Regions from separate parts of the Homo sapiens genome. Here region 2 is linked to region 1. Evidence: read pairs that join two places in POLR2A ChIA-PET (ENCODE). Cell type or tissue: HepG2. All regions are shown on one strand. Each heading gives the region's core, and the rest is flanking DNA. Links, peaks and the distances in the headings are about the cores only.

The links. ChIA-PET counts read pairs that join two places held together with the same protein. Peaks named below come from ENCODE experiments on the same cell type or tissue, not always from the same donor. Only the 100,000 strongest peaks of a DNase experiment are listed, where the experiment ranks them.
Region 2: POLR2A ChIA-PET joins it to region 1 with 10 read pairs; 16 of 35 experiments call an interaction of 5 or more read pairs at or near these places.

Annotation. Positions count from the first base shown.
Region 1 is chrX:41,087,557-41,098,820 of GRCh38, forward strand. All of the region lies in intron 1 of USP9X (ubiquitin specific peptidase 9 X-linked), which reads left to right. Among named protein-coding and RNA genes, the nearest start is that of USP9X, 7.7 kb to the left of the region's middle. In HepG2, for the core only: no CTCF peak of the experiment used is centred there; a DNase peak (open chromatin) is centred at 3,215; H3K4me3 peaks cover 2,596 bases.
Region 2 is chrX:40,724,337-40,732,336 of GRCh38, forward strand. MED14 (mediator complex subunit 14) reads right to left here. Exons shown (of 31, transcript NM_004229.4): 2 at 4,983-5,009; 3 at 2,410-2,515. Among named protein-coding and RNA genes, the nearest start is that of MED14, 7.2 kb to the right of the region's middle. RefSeq lists a silencer at 6,035-6,084. In HepG2, for the core only: no CTCF peak of the experiment used is centred there; no DNase peak of the experiment used is centred there.

The sequences.
Region 1 (11,264 bases), core at 1-8,000:
TTTAAACTCATGTGCTGTGTCATACATCTAACTTTAACCCTTTAAACTTTATCGTTCCAGCTTTTGGGTGGAGTGAAAGCTTGAAGTATTTGGAATTGGTGTTCCACAGGTGAACTCAAAATGTCTTTGGTATTTTACTGTTTTATTTTCTCTAATTTAAAAATAGGACGTTTGGACTATATGAATTCTCTCTACCCCTTTTCTTGTATTTTTTTGCATGAACATGTAACTTGTAATTCTGGTTATCAGCGTTCTCATGTTTCTTTTGTTTGCTGACCTTGGTAGTTTCTGAGAATTTCTGGAGGGAGTAATAGCACCAGCAACAGTACATGTGAGAATCTTAAGTTACTTCAGGAAGGAACATTGAAGGGCAGATTTTACCTTTCACCAGGTTATTGGGGTCTCTAGTTTGGTGTTCCATAGTCCATAGTTCTCATGGTTTTGTTTGTTTGTTTTTTTGTCTGTCGCCCAGGCTGGAGTGCAGTGGCACGATCTCGGCTCACTGCAACGTCCACCTCCCGGGTTCAAGGGATTCTCCTGCCTCAGCCTCCCTGGTAGCTGGGACTACAGGCGCGTGCCATCACGCCCGGCTAATTTTTTGTATTTTTAGTAGAGACGGGGTTTCACCGTGTTAGCCAGGATGGCCTCGATCTCCTGACCTCGTGATCCGCCCGTGTCGACCTCCCAGTTCTCATGTTTTATCTATGGAATGCTCAAGTAGGATTTACTTTAGATCTTTTTTCTTCCAGAGTCTTGTTTTTAATATCTTAAGGTATGAGATTTCTTTGCTATCTTCTCAGAGATTTTTCTTTGACATGGTGGTAATAATGCAGCTTATGGTTTTGAAATGGATGTTTGTCATGAATTTGCTAATCATCCAGTTCTTGATTAGTTGGTCACACAACAAGTGTCTTTGAGCTTATTTTTATTTAATAAGATCAATTTCTAACGTTTTAGTTTCAAAATTTTAGTATTAAAACCAATCTTTGTTTAAAACAGATGTTAAGAATTAGTTATTTGAAATATCTAGCAGTGTGTGTTAATGGATTAGTGTTCTTCTAAGTCTTTTGGGCAGTGAAGGTGAGGGGGGTCTTATCCTGAGATTGAGTTAGTTGATTTTTATTCTGAAAGAACGTATTACTTTTTATGGTAGCCTACATTATGTTTCCCCTCTTGTAGGTATGTTTTCTGAGTCTTGAATTGTTTTTCTTTTTTTTTTCAAAAAGGGAAAAAACCGGATTTTAGTTGTCATTTGGTTCTTTTAGGAGCTGTGTTTTTGAAAGCCATCCTGTGTATTGCTAAGTTCTTGTATTATTTTAACATAGAGTTTAACGTTAATATTTGGGAAAGAGTTAGTGCATTGGACCTCAACCCTGACTGGACATGAGAATCACTTGGCGGGGTTAAAAAACAACCACAACAAAAAAACTGATCCCTGGGTTCCACCCCCAGAGACTGATTAATTGGTCTGATAGGGAGCCTGGGCAAAGGTATATTTTAAAAGCATTGTGGATGATTCTTACATGCATTTGGAGTTGAAAACCACTGGGCTATTGTTTTTATCATGTTGTTAGAACTTTCAAGTGGATAAATAAGAAAATGGATTTTTTTCTCAATTGTTTTCAGTTATTAGCATGATTATCATTTGAGCATTAATTGTCTGTCAGCACTGTTAAGCATTTTCCATTTATTGCCTTACGATGGGTCTGAGGTCTGTCAGGTTCAACCAGTGGTGCTTCGACTACTGTGCTATGTTAGTGAAATGACACTGATTGCTATTTTTAAAAAAGCATTTAGAGCTTTTGGTTTGTTTCTCGTACCAGAGTAAGTTAAGATATAGTTTAGTTTTTAAGACTATCAAGATAGTCTCCAATTTGATAAATATCTTGGTTGCCCAAGGGAGATGTTAAAAGCTATGTGGCAAATAGGTTTCTCCCCTTCCATATATCTTCCAGCGTGCTCAGGGTGATAGTTTAGTTGGTGCGTTTATGACAAAATATTACACAACATTCCTAAAAGGTGTAGAAACTATGCATTTGTCTCCTAGTAATTTATTTAAATGATCCCACAAATTACCGTTTAGTGTCACATGAAATTCTGTTATCTCAGTTTGAGAATTTAGAGTTTTATTTGTCTTAGTCAAAATCAGTTTGATTTTGATTAAGCGTTTTGAATTTTGTGTTGTTTTGGGATTGATGTATAATTGTTTTATGGAACGAATGAAATAACAATAACAGACATTTATTTGGAGTTTCTGTCTCTTAATCCCCTTGGTCCATTGGACCAAATTCTGCATGGTGGGGGCATGGCAGCAGGGAAGCCTATAGGAGTTTAGGATCTATGAGGGTTTTTTTTTTTTTTTTTTTTTTTTTTTTGAGACAGATTCTCACTCTGTCACTGAGGCTGGAGTGGTCACGGTTCACTGCAGCCTCCACCTCTCCTGGGCTCAGGTGATCCTCTCCCCTTAGTCTCCTGAGTAGCCGGGACTACAGGTGCTCCCATGCCTGGCTATTTGTATTTTTTTTCTCTTTTATAGAGATGGGTTTTGCCTTGTTGCCTAAGCTGGTCTTGAACTGCTGGGCTCAAGCTGTCTGCCTACCTGGGCCTCCCGAAGTGTTAGGATTCCCGGCATGAGCGACTGGGCCCGGCCCTATGAGCATTCTTAGTGTGACACAAGATTCCCCAAAGATCTTTTTGTTAAATTATAGAAAATGAGACTATAAGGATCATGAAAAAAGTTGATGTAATAAGGAAAAAGACTTAAAACTTCTAACACTTACCTATATTGGGCATTGAATTTATAATTTATTGTGGATTATAAAGTGATGACCATTGTAATATACTTTTAAAGAATAACTTGTGAAAAAGTATATTGTTAGGATGAGATCGCTTACCTAAAATTTATTCTTCAAAGATACTCATGCTAAATCTTGGTGTCTTCAACGTGTGTATACACACATATCTTATATTTGGCAGCAAATGGATTTTCAATTTTATTCTCAATCACTGCCTAACAAGGATTTTCTACCACCTCTGTGTATCAATCATCTGTGGAGCTTTTTCAAAATATATATTTGCTCTATAGGTGAGTCTGATGTGTAACCAGAGGTTTTTTTTTGCAGTCCCTTTTAGGGAAAGGGGAGAATTGAGACCCTTTGCATGTCATGTGTTCCACCATTAGGCAGCAGTACTCTTGTTTGAGTTTCGTTTTGTTAGTCACACAGTCAAAAATTCCAGACTGAAACACAAACATGTAGTGAAAAGCTCAAACACTAGAAGAGACAGGGATTCCACACTCACATGTATTATATACAGTATATGTGCACATATATATCAAATTTATTGTCACTTAGCACCTTCTCGGTGTTACGGTTCCAGCTCTACTATAAACATTAATATCTGTTAAGACATTTGTTTCCTTTTTAATCCGTTCAACAAATACTTCTGGGGCATCTGCTGTGTGCTAGGCACTGTTCTAGAGATTACTGTTGTCTAGAAGCTAACATATGAAGTGAGGTGGGCTGGACTAGCTGATCTCTAAAGTCTTTAGTGCTAGTTTTCTGGCATTCTTTTATGTACCTCGTAGGAGAGATTGGATTAAGTTGTTATTTAAAAAAACTTTGTTATGGTATATGCCAATTGAATTTTTTTTGTCACTAAATAGAATTTCATTCTGAACTCCAGTTTTCTCCAGTGAGCCCAAATGTCAAGTATAGTAGAAATAGGTTCTTTTGGAATTCTTGGCATACTGGCTTTAGGAATAGCTGTACTTCTGATGCTGTTAATTTTTGACCAGAAATTACATACTCTGGTGTCACCCCTTACTCCTGCCATTCCTTTGCTGTATTGATGCTCTATTATCTCTATACAGTGTGTTTTTCTATTTAATTTACTTTGTTTAGGTGTTTTGATTAATTTTGTCCTCACAATTCTATCTTTAAGGTTAGTGGCTTTCATTCTAAGTCAGTGATAATATCCTTAGCACCTAGAAAGTGCCTGGCATATAGACATTTAGTAACTGTTGGATGAATATAGTTTATCACATTCTTGCTATTTTACTTATTTTTTGCTAAATCTTTTTACTTCTGGGAGTCACTTTTCTTACTAATCTCATTACAATGAGAAATCCTGGAAGAGATCTCAATTCTTTCTAGTCAGACCCTTCATTTTTCAGATGAAAAAAATGGCTCAAAGAGGTGAAAGGTGAAGTAACTTGACCAAGATAGCATGCCATAGACTACCTTCTTTATGAAGCTATATCTATATGTGTCAAATCACATTAATTATTAAATTCTCTGTAGTCACTCATAAAATTAACATTAAACTGTCTCCCTGGTAATGGATAATAAGGTCAGGGATTCTGTCCTTTACCTTTGTATATTACAGAGCACCTAGAATAATACTGTTTATAATAACCATTTGATTACCTGAATGGGAAAATCTGGGGCAGTATTTAACTTGCAGTACCTCCAACCTCTTGTACAGAATTGATTCATCTTCATTTTATGGCACCCTACAGTTTATTCTTATTAATCATGTGAGCTTTGAACACCATGTTAGTCAACCATAATCAAAGGAATTGTTTTCCTTGGGATGAGTTTGAGCTGGTGATCGTGCATATTAGATCCCATCTTCTACAGAGCCTGTGAATTGGGTGGAAAGGAAAAAGGGAGTGGCGAAGCCTCCTGTTAGTATCCTTGATGTCCATTTTATTCCTGCTGACTTTGGTGGCTATTGAGAGTTATAAGTTGAGGCTGTTGGTTACATCTCTCATTTCTAGTCTTTTCTGTTAACTGGTTACTTAGAACTCCTAAGTAAGGCCGCTCATTATTAACTTGGACCCCAGAGAGCATGGAAGTTACCGTATAGTATTGAACCCATTTCTGCCTAACAGTGTTTTCTCTCTGGTCGAGGTGTAGTGTACAAAGTTTTGGTTGCTCTGCTTGGTAACATCTCTGGAGTTCAGAGCACAGGGATCAGTAAACTTTTTCTGTAAAGGGCCACATAGTAAATACTTTGGACTTTGTGGGCTAAGAGGCAAAATTGAGGACATTGGGTAAAATTTTTATTGGTGAAATAAAAAATATAATTAAATACAGTTATGTATAACTTAGGTCTAATGAGAAAAACAATTTGGTGTGTGTGTGTGGAGGGGAGGTAATACAGTATTTTGCTTTATTGGGTAAAGTTCAGTGTTCCCTGTCATCAAATTGATTGCAGACGTTCTGTGTGAAATCCATTCTTACCTTGTGAGCTGTACAAAAACAGGAGGCTGGAATTGGTCTGTTACCATAGTTTGCCAGCCCCTAGTTAAGAGCAGTGATTTTTTTTTTTAAGAGGAGGGGTCTCGCTGTCACTCAGGCTGGATTGTGGTGACGCAATCATAGCTCATTGTAGCCTGGAATTCCTGGGTTCAAGGCATCCTCGCACCTCAGCCTGCCGAGTAAGTAGGACCACAGGCCGACATCACCTCACCTGGTTAATTTTTGTTAGAGAACAGGGGTTTGACTGTGTTTCCCAGGCTGGTCTCAAACTCCTGGCCTCAAGCAATCCTCCTGTTTTGGCCTCCCAGTGTTGCTGGGATTATAGGCCTGAGCCACTGTGCTTGACCTCCTATTTGATACACTATATGTTAACAACTCTGAACCTCCTTTCCTTAAGTCAGGTTCAAACTTCTGTACATTAGCTGATGAAAGGGATTTCTTTTTATTGCAAGGTGGTATTGCCTGAGAATAGTTTGGTTTCAGCAGCTTTGCTGTATTTGTACGGCAGTATCTTGTGTTTATGTGCAAGTTCAGATGTATTTTGCCTTTTTATAAGAATGAGCAGAAAACAAAAAAGTAAATGGCGCGATCTCGGCTCACCACAACCTCCGCCTCCTGGGTTCAAGTGATTCTCCTGCCTCGGCCTCCTGAGTAGCTGGGATTACAGGCATGCGCCACCACACCCAGCTAATTTTGTATTTTTAATAGAGTTGGGGTTTCTCCATGTTGGTCAGGCTGTCTTGAACTCCCGACCTCAGGTGATCCGCCTGCCTCGGCTTCCCAAAGTGCTGGGATTACAGGCATGAGCCATCATGCCTGGCCTACCTGGAGGTCTTAAATATCCTTGAGACAGAGGGAACTGGTTAGGGATATGAATCTTAAACCTTACTGGATTAGGTTGTGCTCATTGGTTAGGTTAGTTGGCTTTGTGCAAATAGTGAATGCAATAATTAGAATGAAATAGGAATTAAGTGAGGCAAATGTATGATGAAGTTTACATTTGAAAGGTGAGGGTATAATTAGAAATAAAAGTTTCTGTACTCTGTGAGTGGGAAAAACCCCTAAAAAGGTGACTGTCGTTTTTGAAATTTTTGACTTCTCTCACATTTTCGGGAATGTGAAAGGAGGATACTGGCTATGTACAGCATTTGTCCAGACTTTTGAAAATATAGAAAATCTCATTTACTCATTTAATTAGTGTGTATATTATCTGTTTACTGTGTCCTTTGTAGATATAATTAATTATCCAGGATTCTTAAGAGTTGACTTGGAGCATGCTGAGCTGAGGCAAGAGGGATTGTGGGGCCAGACTGAGTGTTGGAGGAGGAACCTACTGTAGTGACTACAGGTGTATTTCTTTTTTCTTTTTTTTTGAAATGGAGTTTCACTCTTGTTGCCCAGGCTACAGTACAATGGCGTGATCTCGGCTCACTGCAACCTCCGCCTCCTGGGTTCAAGTGATTCTCCAGCCTCAACCTCCTGAGTAGCTGGGATTACAGGTGGGTGCCACTATACCCGGCTAATTTTGTATTTTTAGTAGAGATGGGGTTTCACCATGTTGGCCAGGCTGGTCTCGAACTCCTGACCTCAGGTGATCCACCTGCCTCATCCTCCCAGAGTGCTGGGATTACAGGTGTGAGCCACCGTGCCTGGTGTGTTTCTTGTCTGATGTCAGTGCATGTCGTTATCTGAGCCATATCAATGTCAGCTGAGGATTGCTTTGTTATCCTCGGTGCATTATGGGAAGGAGAATCATGTCAGTGCTACCTTACTGTGATTGAATTGAATTCATTGATTTAATATAGATTCAGTTAGTACGCCTTATCCATAATATTTGGGATCAGAAGTGTTTCCGATTTTGTAATTTTTTCCCCATATTTTGGAATATTTGGAATATTACTTGCGGGTGAGTGAAAATTCAAAATCCGAAATTTGGGGCCAGGCGCGGTGGCTCACCCCTGTAATCCCAGCACTTTGGGAGGCTGAGGCGGGCAGATCACTTGAGGTCAGGAGTTCGAGACCAGCCTGGCCAACATGGTGAGACCCCCGTCTCTACTAAAAATATGAAAATTAGCCAGGCATGGTGGTGTGCACCTGTAATCCCAGCTACTCAGGAGGCTGAGGCTGGAGAATCCCTTGAACCCAGGAGGTGGAGGTTGCAGTGAGCCCAGATCGCGGTACTGCACTCCGTCTAGCCTGGGTGACAGAGCGAGACTCCGTCTCAAAAAAAAAAAAAAAAGTTCAGATTTTGGAGCATTTTGGATTCCAGATTTTTCAGATAAGGGATGCTCAACCTGTGCCATTTTAGGCACCAGAGGGTATATAAAGATGATTCTCTGCTTTCAAGGCTCTGAAGTATGGTGAACCAGACAGTTATACAGTGCAATTACAGCTGTATTAAGTGGAGGTGTGAAAAGTGTAGTAGGAGAGATGGAGAAATCATTGTTTGGCATTGGGTGAGGTCTTCAAAGATGTCCTATTTTCATGGCCCTATTAATTAGAGCAGGGACTTCCGGTCAGAGGGATCAACTTGAGATCAGGCAGGGTTTTTTAACCCTATTGACAGTTTGGGGCAGATAAGTCTTTGTTGTGAGGTGCTGTCCTACTCAGCCCTGGCTTCTACCCACAAGATGCCAGTGGTATAGCCCCTACCCCACTCATATGTCTTCAGACATTGCCAGTTGTGCCCTGGGGGCAAAATTGAGAACCATTATTTGAAATGGAGCAATGCAAGTGTGAAAGTATAGTGTTTTCAGAGTAAGAACTAGTAGGAGAGTGTGCAAGGAACACTAGAGATACTGGGAGGGGAGGGGTTATGGGAGATGGAACTGAAAGGTAGTTTGAGTGAAGCTAAAATCACAAGGGGTAACCTTGAGTGCCATGTTAGGACATTTGCCTTTTACTGTTAAGGTAATGAGAGATGTACTTTGAAGTTTAAGTGAAAGGAGACATTAGATTTGTGTTTGTTTTTGAAAGATAATTCTGATGGCATTCGTGGCAGATGTGTTGGAGAGTTGAGTGTCGGGGGATTGAGATGGTATTTTAACCGTTCTTCTGAAAGATAAGAAATAATGATTAGGGAATGGAATAAAGGAAGGAGATCAATGGGGTGCTCCCATGGTATGAGGGAGGTGCTGCTAATTTGAGTTTGGCTTTTCTGCCACAGAATGGAGTACTGAGCTAAAAAGCAAAACACCTCTATTGTCTTCCTTTCAACTTTTCCTGCCACCTCCAATTCCCTTTCCTCACTGAGAGCTGCTGTCTGTTGAGGTCTGTTGAAAGGTCATTGAGAGAAGGGAATCTGGGTTACAGAATGACTACTCTCTCAATGTGGTTCCTTAAACAGTGGATTATCAAAGCACAAGTGTCATCTTCCCCCCCGCTCCCCGCAAGGGGTTAGACTGGCATCCAGAGAGCATTAATTGTAGCCTCTCCTTGGTTTGTGTAGATGTTATTTTGCCCTAAAATACTTTGATATACAAACATAGGTGAATAATCTGATGGTTTAATTGTAATTATTTCATTGCTTCCTATTTTGGAGGTTAGCTTTACTATTTTAAGTGAGAATGTAGTCAGTGGAAGGGTACTGGACTTGGAGTCACAAGATCTGTGTTTTATTTTTTTATTTTATTGATTTTTTGAGACAGAGTCTCGCTCTGCCGCCCAGGCTGGAGTGTAGTGGTGTGATCTCAGCTCAGTGCAACGTCTGCCTCCTGGGTTTAAGTGATTCTGCTGCCTCTGCCTCTCAAGTAGCTTAGGATTACAGGCACCACCACCCACGGCGAATTTTTGTATTTTTTGTAGAGATGGGATTTTACTATGTTGGCCAGGCTGGTCTCAAACTCCTGACCTCAGCTGATCAGCCTGCCTTGGTCCCCCAAAGTGGTGGAATTACAGGCATGAGCCACCGCGCCTGGTCAAGAGCTGTGCTTTAGTTCCAGTTACCCAACTCCCTGTGTTAAATCACTTAGCTAACCTCTTGGGTCTTCATGACTCTGTAAAACCAAGATGTTGGGCAAGAGGTGAGTTAAACTACTACTTTTTTAAGTTCTTAAATTTTATCTTTATTCCTAAAGATGTGGAAAAATCTGTAGTCAAGAGAAATTGTCAAGTAAAGGAAAACAGAGAAGGTAAACACTTTAATGGGTTTAGAAGTTGGTTATATTCCTCCATTTACTTGTCAATCCAACAACTTGAATGTCTCCTCTCCCTTGTTTCTCCTGTGTGGTCTGAAGGGCTTTATTTTATTTAGAATCCTGTGGGTTAATTGTGCTTGGCCCACAGCTTGTACTGTGAATTTAGGGACCATAGACTTTGTAGCCAGGGGTATAATTTCTTTGTTGGCAGAGCAACTTAAAGTTTGGTTAAGTTTTCATCTGCAGTCTAGTGCTTTAATAACATAACTTGCTAAAAAGTGATATAGCCTGCTAGGGGAAATAGTATTTAGGGGGAAATTATTTTTTCCGAATTGAAGATGAAAATACACAGATAAATACAGTAATAGTGATTTTTATCTGGCACAGATGGTTTCAGAGAAAATGTTGATACCTCATTTCTTATTTTACTGTAAGAGAACTAGCAAAAGAAGCTTATTTTGTTTCTTAGGTGAGTCATTCTCAAACTTGGTCTCAGGATGCTTTTATACTCTTAAATTATTGAGGATCCCAGAGAGCTTTTGTTTATGTGGGGTTACAGCCATTGATGATTTACTGTATTAGAAATGAAAACAGACATTTAATAAAGTTATGTATGCTTTTAAAAGTAACAAAACCCCACTGCATGTCAATTAGATATTTTTATGAAAAATAACTTTTCCAGAACAAAAATTAGAAGAGAGGCATTGTTTTACATGTTTTACAAATCTCCTATCTGGCTTAATAGAAGACAACTGGATTCTCTGCCTCCTTCTGCCTTCAATCTATTGCGATATAATACGTCATATAGCCTTTGGAAGAACTCCATAGTACACTTGAGAAAGAATGACAGTGAAAATGGCAAGTAAAGTCTTAAGAAAACAATTTTGACCTCTCTGACCTCTTGAAAAGATCTCAGGGATCTTTGAGAACCAGTGTCTTAGACTGCCAAGAGAAGATGTGATGTTATCTTTTGAGTGGCTTATCTACTGTAAATTTTATTTTAACTGAGATATATAACTTACAGTAAAATGCACAAATATGAGATTGTATAGCTTGATAAATTTTTAGAAAATATATACATCTGTGTAGTCATTCAGATCAAGATACAGAATATTTCCAGCACCCTGGAAGGTTCCCTTATGCCTCTACCTCCTCCCTGTAAAACCCCAAATACCCTGACCTCTTTTTTTTTTTTTTTTCTTGAGATGGAGTCTCGCTCTGTTGCCCAGGCTGGAGTGCAGTGGTGTGATCTTGGCTCACTGCAGCCTCCATCTCCTGGGTTCAAGCGATTCTCCTGCCTCAGCCTCCCGAGTAGCTGGAATTACAGGCACACACCACCACACCTGGCTAATTTTGTATTTTTAGTAGAGATGGAGTTTGGCCATGTTGGCCAGGCTGGTCTCGAACTGCTGACCTCAAGTGATCTGTCCACCTCGGCCTCCCAAAGTGCAGGGATTACAGGCGTGAGCCACCGTGCCCAGCCTGACCTCTGTCTTTTAATGAATGTTATGCCTATTTTTGAACTTCGGATAAATGGAGTAATACACTATATACTCCTGTATCTGGCTGCTGTTGCTCAATACATGATCACTAACTGTCTTTTTCTTTATTGTTTTTTTGAGATGGAGTCTTGCTCTGTTGCCCAGGCTGGAGTGCAGTGGCGAGCTTGGCTAACTGCAACGTCCGCCTCCCAGGTTCAAGTGATTCTCTTGTTTCAGCCTCCCGAGTAGCTGGGATTACAGGCGCCTGCCACCACACCCGGCTAATTTTTGTGTTTTTAGTAGAGATGGGGTTTCGCCACATTGGCCAGGCTGGTCTCGAACTGCTGACTGCCTGCCTCAGCCTCCCAAAGTGCTGGGATTAC
Region 2 (8,000 bases), core at 1-8,000, 360 kb before region 1:
CTAATAGATATTTATGGAACATTTTATCCAAAGGCTGCAGGATACACATTCTTCTCCTCAGCACACAGATCATTCTCAAGGACAGACCATATGTTAGGCCACAAAGCAAGTCTTAAAACATTCAGAAAAACTGAAATAATATCAAGCATCTTCTCTGACCACAATGGAATAAAACTAGAAAACAACAAGAGGAATTTTGGAAACCATACAAACACACGGAAACAATACACTCCCAAATGAACGGTGAGTCAATGAACAAATTAAGAAGAAAATTTAAAAATTTATTGTAATAAATGATAATGGAAACACAACACACCAAAACCTATGGGATGCAGCACTAAGAGATAAATTTATAGTTATAAGTGCCTACATCAAAAAAGAAGAAAAACTTCAAATAAATAACCTAATGATGCATCTTAAAGACTATAAAAGCAAGAGAAACCTGAAACCAAAATTAGAAGAAATAATAAATATCAGGGCAGAAATAAATGAATTTGAAATGAAGAAAACAATGCAAAAGATCAATGAAACAAGAAGCTGGTTTTCTGAAAAAATGAACAAAATTGACAAACCTTTACCCAGACTCACAAAGAAAAAAAGGGAGAAGACCCAAATGAATAAAATCAGGGATGAAAAAGGAAACATTACAACTAATACCACAGAAATTCAAAGGATCATTAGTGGCTACTGTAAGCAACTATATGACAATAAATTGGAAAATCTAGAGGAAATGGATAAATTCCTAGACACATACAACCTGTGAAGACTGAACCATGAAGAAATTCAAAACCCGAATAGACTAATAACAAGTAACAAGAATGGAGCTATAATTCATTATATTAATTATAATTTGTCTCCCAGCAAATAAAAGCCCAGGACCTTATGGCTTCACTACTGAATTCTACCAAACATTTAAAGACAAACTAATACCAATCCTACTTAAACTATTCCAAAAAATAGTGGAAGAGGGAAAACTTCCAAACTCATTCTACAAGGCCAGTATTACCCTGATACCAAAACCAGACAAAGACACATCAAAAAAAGAAAATTACAGGCCAATACATCTGATGAATATTAATACAAAAATCCTCTCAACAAAATACTAGCAAACCAAATTGAACAAAACATTAAAAAGATCGTTCATCATGACCAAGTGGGATTTATCCCAGGGATGCAAGGATGGTTCAAAATATACAAATCAATCACTGTGATACATCATATCTATAGAATGAAAAACAAAAACCATGTGATCATTTCAACTGATGCTGAAAACACATGTAATAGCATTCAACATCCCTTCATGATAAAAACCCTCAAAAAACTGGGTATAGAAGGAACATGCCTCAACATAATAAAAGCCATATTTGACGGACCCACAGCTAATTATCATGCTGAATGGAGAAAAACTGAAAGCCCTTCCTCTCAGATCTGGAACACGACAAGGATGCCCATTTTCACCACTATTATTCAACATAGTACTGGAAGTCCTAGCTAGAGCAATCAGACAAAAGAAAGAAAGAAAGGGCATCCAAATTGGAAAGGAAGAAGTCAAATTATCCTTGTTTGCAGATGATATGATCTTATATTTGGAAAAGCCTAAAGACCCCACCAAAAAACTATTAGAACTGATAAATTCAGTAAAGTTGCAGAATACAAAATCAACATACAAAACATCAGTAGTATTTCTATATGCCAATAGTGAACAATCTGAAAAACAATCAAGTTTTTACTCCTTAACGCTTCTTGAACATAGCATAAAACTTTATTTTTGGTAGATTTTAGCATCTTTGGTACACTGCACTGCATGTCACTTTGCATTCCAAAGAGTGATTCAACAGTCAAAAGACCATGAGGTTCTCGAAGGCAGGGACTATTCCTTATTGAAGATTCCATCCTCTGTGCCCTATACCCTGTGCTTATTAGAGGTTTAGAGAATTAGTAGATAAACAAACAGAAAAATGCTGTTATCAGCCTCTGTGACCTTGAAGAAGCCATGTAACTTCTAGGAACCTTATCATTTTGTCATCTGTAAAACTGGAAAAAAAAAAAAAAACCAACTCTGCCATTCTCACAGGATGTCAAGAATTCATAAGCAAAATTTAAGGGAGAACCTTGCAAATTCTAAGGAATAGCACGAATATAAACTAACAATTTTCCCCCTTTAGTTCCAGTCTCATATTTAAAGTCTCCTCACGTAATGATGTCTCCAGCTATCTCCTCTTCTTTCTGATCAGGTGTCCATAAACAAATACTAAGTTTCTGCAGAAATATACATTATCATTCAGAAATATGATTATTCACATGTCACTCAAATCAGCAGGGATAAGTTAAAGCTAAAATGTAAAACTATGTCTATCATAACATTCGAAAAGTTATTTTATACAAAGTAAAATAAAAAGTTTAACTCACCGCACATTTTTCCACTTTGCCAGCATTATTAGCCCATTTCACTAAAGCTAATAATCGAACGAAGAGTTGGCGTGTCCGGCTAGCAAACTGCACTATTTCTATTTTCCTATAAAATAAAACAACTCTTAATGAACCAACATATTAGAAACAGTATTTCACAATTTATTTCAGCTAAGCAAAAATAAATAAATAAATAAATCAGCCTTTGCTTACAACCACTACAAAATGAGCCACCTAAAATATTTATCTAAATATGAACTATTGTCACATTTTGTATATTATCTGCATATGCTTTTTCACCTCAGAGCAATAAACCCAATAGAATGTTTTAGCAATAAGTCACATTTTAAAATTAATTTTATATTGTAATAAAAGTTGTTTACAAAAATATACTAAATTCAGTATATGGTGGTAGAAGTAAACTGCTTCACAGAAGGGATTAAATGAGGAGTTATGAATTATAAGTTCATAACTGAAATTAGGAGTAATTTAATTAGTAAGTAATTAGTAACCCTTTTGGTAAGTGAAAGGAATTGAAACTGATCTTTACCAAAGCCTGAAACTGTATTCATTCTACAAAAGGGCACCAGTTCCCATCCTGCACCAGCATGAAAGATTGAGCAATTAAAGAACTTAACTATGTAACTCTTTACCAAACTAATTTCAATGACAAACTTGGATACATTAAAAAATATCCAAGCAAAGCTAAAGAAATTATGTTGAGTACTAAAAATAAAAGGTCTGTCCATATCTAGTTTTATCCTATACTCACTATTATTACTTTTCCCCTAATACTCATCAGTACTTTTATCTCATCCTAAAATCCCAAAAGCTTTACTAATGTCAATCAACGTGTTAGCTAGATCTCTCAACTTCATAGCAGCTATAAAACTGATAATCATATCTTTTATGGTTTACTTTAAAACACTGAAAAAAATATTCAACAAGCCAGGACCGATGACCAGACCCAGCAGGACACCAACCTCCCTCCAAGTAGACTCTGACCTATTAATCTTAGTACAGCTGTTCAATGACCTGCAGATCCAGTCCACATCTCTGCATCTTGCCAATACCACCACCATGACGCAATGCACCAAAGTAAAAGTTCTTGCTGAAGTACAATCCTGACTGAAGGCTAGAGGCTAGCTCCTACTGAGAGCACACATAGCCCACAAGCACCCTAAAAGGCTCTCTTAAAAATCGGCCAGCAATATGATTAGTGGTACTATAAAGAGAAGAATCAAGGGCATAATTATGACTCTTTGCCAGTGTCTACGAAGGATCATAAGACAAGACTGAGACATAGCAGAAATGTTAAACACACATTAAGATCCAGCAGATCTCAGGGCTGGGAACCTCAGTACCTTTCACTCTAACTCAGCAATGGCTTATAGAGGATGCAAGGTCTCTGCTCCTCTCACAGAGCAAACACACTTGTCTATCATTAATTCGGTTTCCCAAATGCAGTCCTCTACTACAATGGAGATGTCCCCCTTTGTAAACTATAGTAACATGGTTTTCTGACACCATGTTGTCTCAAGTGCTAGGCAACATGAGTCAGTTTTTCAAAGGCCCAGTTTCCCTTCATACCCCAGAGCGGACAGAACAAATCCTTGACTTAACGTTTTCCTCCTTTAATACTGACCAGCCAAACCATAACACAGGTTGCCCTAGTTGTCTCTTTCACTTCTACCTTCTTGATCTCTAATTCGATCAAAAAGTTAAGTTGGGGTTGGCAATGGAGTGTTGCCATTAAGAAATGCTAAAAAGTTGCCAAGTGATTTGGTATAAAAAAAAAAAAATCAACCAAGGAGCATAAGTAGTGCCAAAGATACGGTCAAGTACCATATACTTTAGTTACAATTTAAATCTCCATCAAATGATTTCTTTGAAACTTTAATTTCGCTTGTTCCTTTGGCCTCTGGAAACATTTTAGCCTTAAGTTAAATCTTAAGCTCCAAGCTCCAACTGAACCAAAATGTTAACTATGTAACAGTAGGAGCAGTAGGCAAATGTCAACTCTCTAAAGATACTTAATAGCATCATTGTTGCAAGTGATAAATTAGCAGCCAACTTTCTTTTTTTTTTTTGAGACAAAGTTTTGCTCTGTGGCCCAGGCTAGAGTGCAGTGGCGTGACCTCGGCTCACTGCAACTTCCACCTCCTGGGTTCAAACAATTATTCTGCCTCAGCCTCCTGAGTAGCTGGGACTACAGGCGCCCGCCACTATGCCCGTGGCAGTCAACTTTCTAAAGCCAGTCTGCTGCTCCTCAGCATCTTCCTTTACAGACTATACCTTCTTTATCTTAATATCACCCTTAGGGACTTGACCAGGTCAGTCACTCAATAAAGGTTTGTAGAACAGAAGATTTAGAACTGGTCTCACAACAAGTATTGTTAAGGGTGAGGAAATTACATTTCCCAGGACTCCCTAAATACATGGTGTGAAAAATCATTCTAGACTCTTTGGGCCTAGGTTTCCAATCCACAGCCCTACACCACCCATACCCACACACCAACACTCATAGATTGATCAATAAAGAGACTTTAAGGGTTTTTTTTTTCCATACTCACCTTTCCACATCAGATTTCCTTGGCAGTCTAAGAAGAAAAAAAAAAAACGGATTAGATACATGCATACCTTCATTCTAATGTGATAATAGTCTTTACTTTGACTCTATTAAATACGTTAATGTTTCAGAAAAACTGGGTAAACAGCTACTACAGGCTCATGTAGCTACCTACTCTTTTTTAGATTTATGAGTTTCCAGCAGTATGGTTATAAGGCAAAAACCAACAAAAGAACATTTTTCTCCATTCAAAATACTTCAAAATGTATTGCATGAACCTTAAACATTTAAAAAGCCCAAGTCCCACATTAGCACACTATATCATAGGGTGTCAGAGAAAAGATTATTTTAAGACCAAAATGGTCACAGATGCAGAAGAACTTACTACTTGGTTGCCAGCCTCCCTGTATCCAATGGATACCTGTTTCCAAGCAATAATCCCTCCACATTGTGTTATGGTGGACAAAACTGGAAGCTAAGCATACAAAAGGACCAGTGTATGTCAAGGGTTTTACAGTAATTATGCTGCATGGTGGTTAGATGAAAAATTTTTATTGCTTTTAAACAGCTCCAACAGGATTTTTAAGTTTCTTTTTGCTAGTCCTCCAATACTGATAGCCAGCAACCAATGTCAACTTCTTCCCAGATAAGCTATACCATTTAACATTCACATCCACTGATGCCTAGAAAGATCCTTAATGCCTCCTGAATTGCCACATTCTGTTAACCTCTATCCCACAGTCCAAGATTCAATGGCCTAAACAACTCTCATGCCTCTCCCACAGCTAATCAGTTCTTGAAGTACACACACCCAGCCATTTAGATTGTCTCCCACCCACGTGCCACAGGAACAGAAAAACTAAAACTACTTCCAGAGGTTCAAAGTACAAGGAGGAGAAAATATTAAAATGATCTCTGGCTTATAGTTACCTCCTACTCTTAGGGTAGACGGTGAGATGGAAGTTAAAGTTATGGTCAGAATGATAAAGGGAACTAGGTGGGGGCTGGAAGGGCCAGCAGACCGGAGAGATGAAGCAGAAATTAAGGCCCTGTTAGAAGACTGCAAATAAAGGCAGCTACTGGCAAGTTCCTCTACAAGCCAAACCTCTTGAGAACACTCCTTGAGAAGCCACAGCCCTTGTTTTCACCTCAAGGGAGGGGGAGAATGAGAACGATGGGTATCTATAAGGGGAGAAGGGGAGCAGAGTTTCTGGGGGTAGAAAGAACAGGAATCATTGTTCCCACTCCTCCTACCTGCCTCAGAGACCCTAAAAGAACCATCTCATGTCAGCGGTAGTATCAGTTCAGGGACAAAAGACAGGCTTTGCTGCCTGCCTCCCCTTTCCCCTATTCCTCCTAATCTATTTGAAATTCTTTTATGGATAAGAAAGCTACCATTTAGAGTAAAAGTTCTAAAATGCAAATGTTGGGAAGTAAGGCATAGAAACTTATTTACACCAAAGCACAATAAGACAAGATTACATGACTGAGATCCTGGCATTTTCTGAATTAAAAGAAGTTTAAAAAAAAGGGGGCGGGGGGGTCAGGTACGGTGGCTCACACCTGTAATCCCAGCACTTTGGGAGGCTTGGTGGCGGGGGGGTGGGGTGCAGATCGCTTGAGTCCGGGAGTTTGGGACCAGCCTGGGCACACATGGCAACCCCATCTCTACAAATAATACATATTAGCCAAGTGTGGTGGCAAGTAGTCCAGCTACTTGGAAGGCTGAAGTGGGAGAATCACCTGAGCCCTGGAAGTCAAGGCTGCAGTGAGCCATGATTGTGCCACTGCATTCCAGCCTGGGTGACAGAGCAAGACCCTGTCTCAAAAAAAAAAAATAAAGAGTAGAACCTAGGTCTCTAAAAAGTCAAGGCAGAGAGTAAACTCTAGGATGAGAGCATGTATGTTGAGGGGGAAGGGAGGTGGACAAGCAGAAGGAAAAAACCCAGAAATCTGAGACCAAAACAAAACCACCTAAGTTGCCAAGGTTGTCCTTTTTACCTTCAATAGTTCACACACAAGCATCACATATTACTGAAGTAACTGTTTCCCTAAAGACTCATAAAGTATACCTCGAACACTGGCTCTACATTAACATATTAATCCTGACAGTTTTTAGGGAAAATACACTATTTAGGAACTTCCATGGTAAGTTCCCAAACTAATTAATTAATAATTACCACAATCAAAAGTGAAAAAAGTTGTATACCTGTGTATCAAGAACAAAAATAACTTTTCCTATTAAATTTCCCATGGTTTACAATTCTTTTTGAACAATATTTTTATTGATGCATTAAGCATGTACAGTTTCACAGTACATATAATTTCATACATTTATATAATTTGTAAAGATCAAATCAGTGTACTTGTGATATCCATCATCTTAAATATTTGTTTTTTCTTTATGCTGGAAACATCTGAATTATTCTCATCTAGCTATTTTGAAATGTACAGTAGATTCTTGCAAACTAGTCACCCTACTGAGTTATCAAACACTAGTTATTATTTCTTCTATCAAACCATATATTGATTTATGACAATTCTAAACATTCATTCATTCATGTATTAAATCAATAAATACTTAGTTAAGCCCTGTGTGCCAGGCATTGTTCTAGGCACCAGGGAAAGTCACAAACAAATCAAAATCTCTGTCCTCATGGGGTGGGAATGGACAACAAACTAATAATGTCAGGTGGCAATAAGTGCTGTAAAGAAAAATAAAGCAGCAAGTAAGAAGGACAGAGTGAAGGGGCAGAGTACTATTTTATAGGTGGTCAGAGAAAATCTTTCTGATAAATTGTATGTAAACAAGGACCTAAAGGACTAATGAGAAAGCAATTCACACAGATTTCTAGGGAAAAAGCAAAGGCTCTAAGATGGCAGTGTGCTAGGCACTAACAAGAAACATCAAGAAGGTTTGGAGGCTGGGCACAGCGGCTCACGCCTGTAATCCCAGCATTTTGGAAGGCCAAGGCGGGTAGATCACCTGAAGTTGGGAGTTTGAGACCAGCCTGGTCAGCAT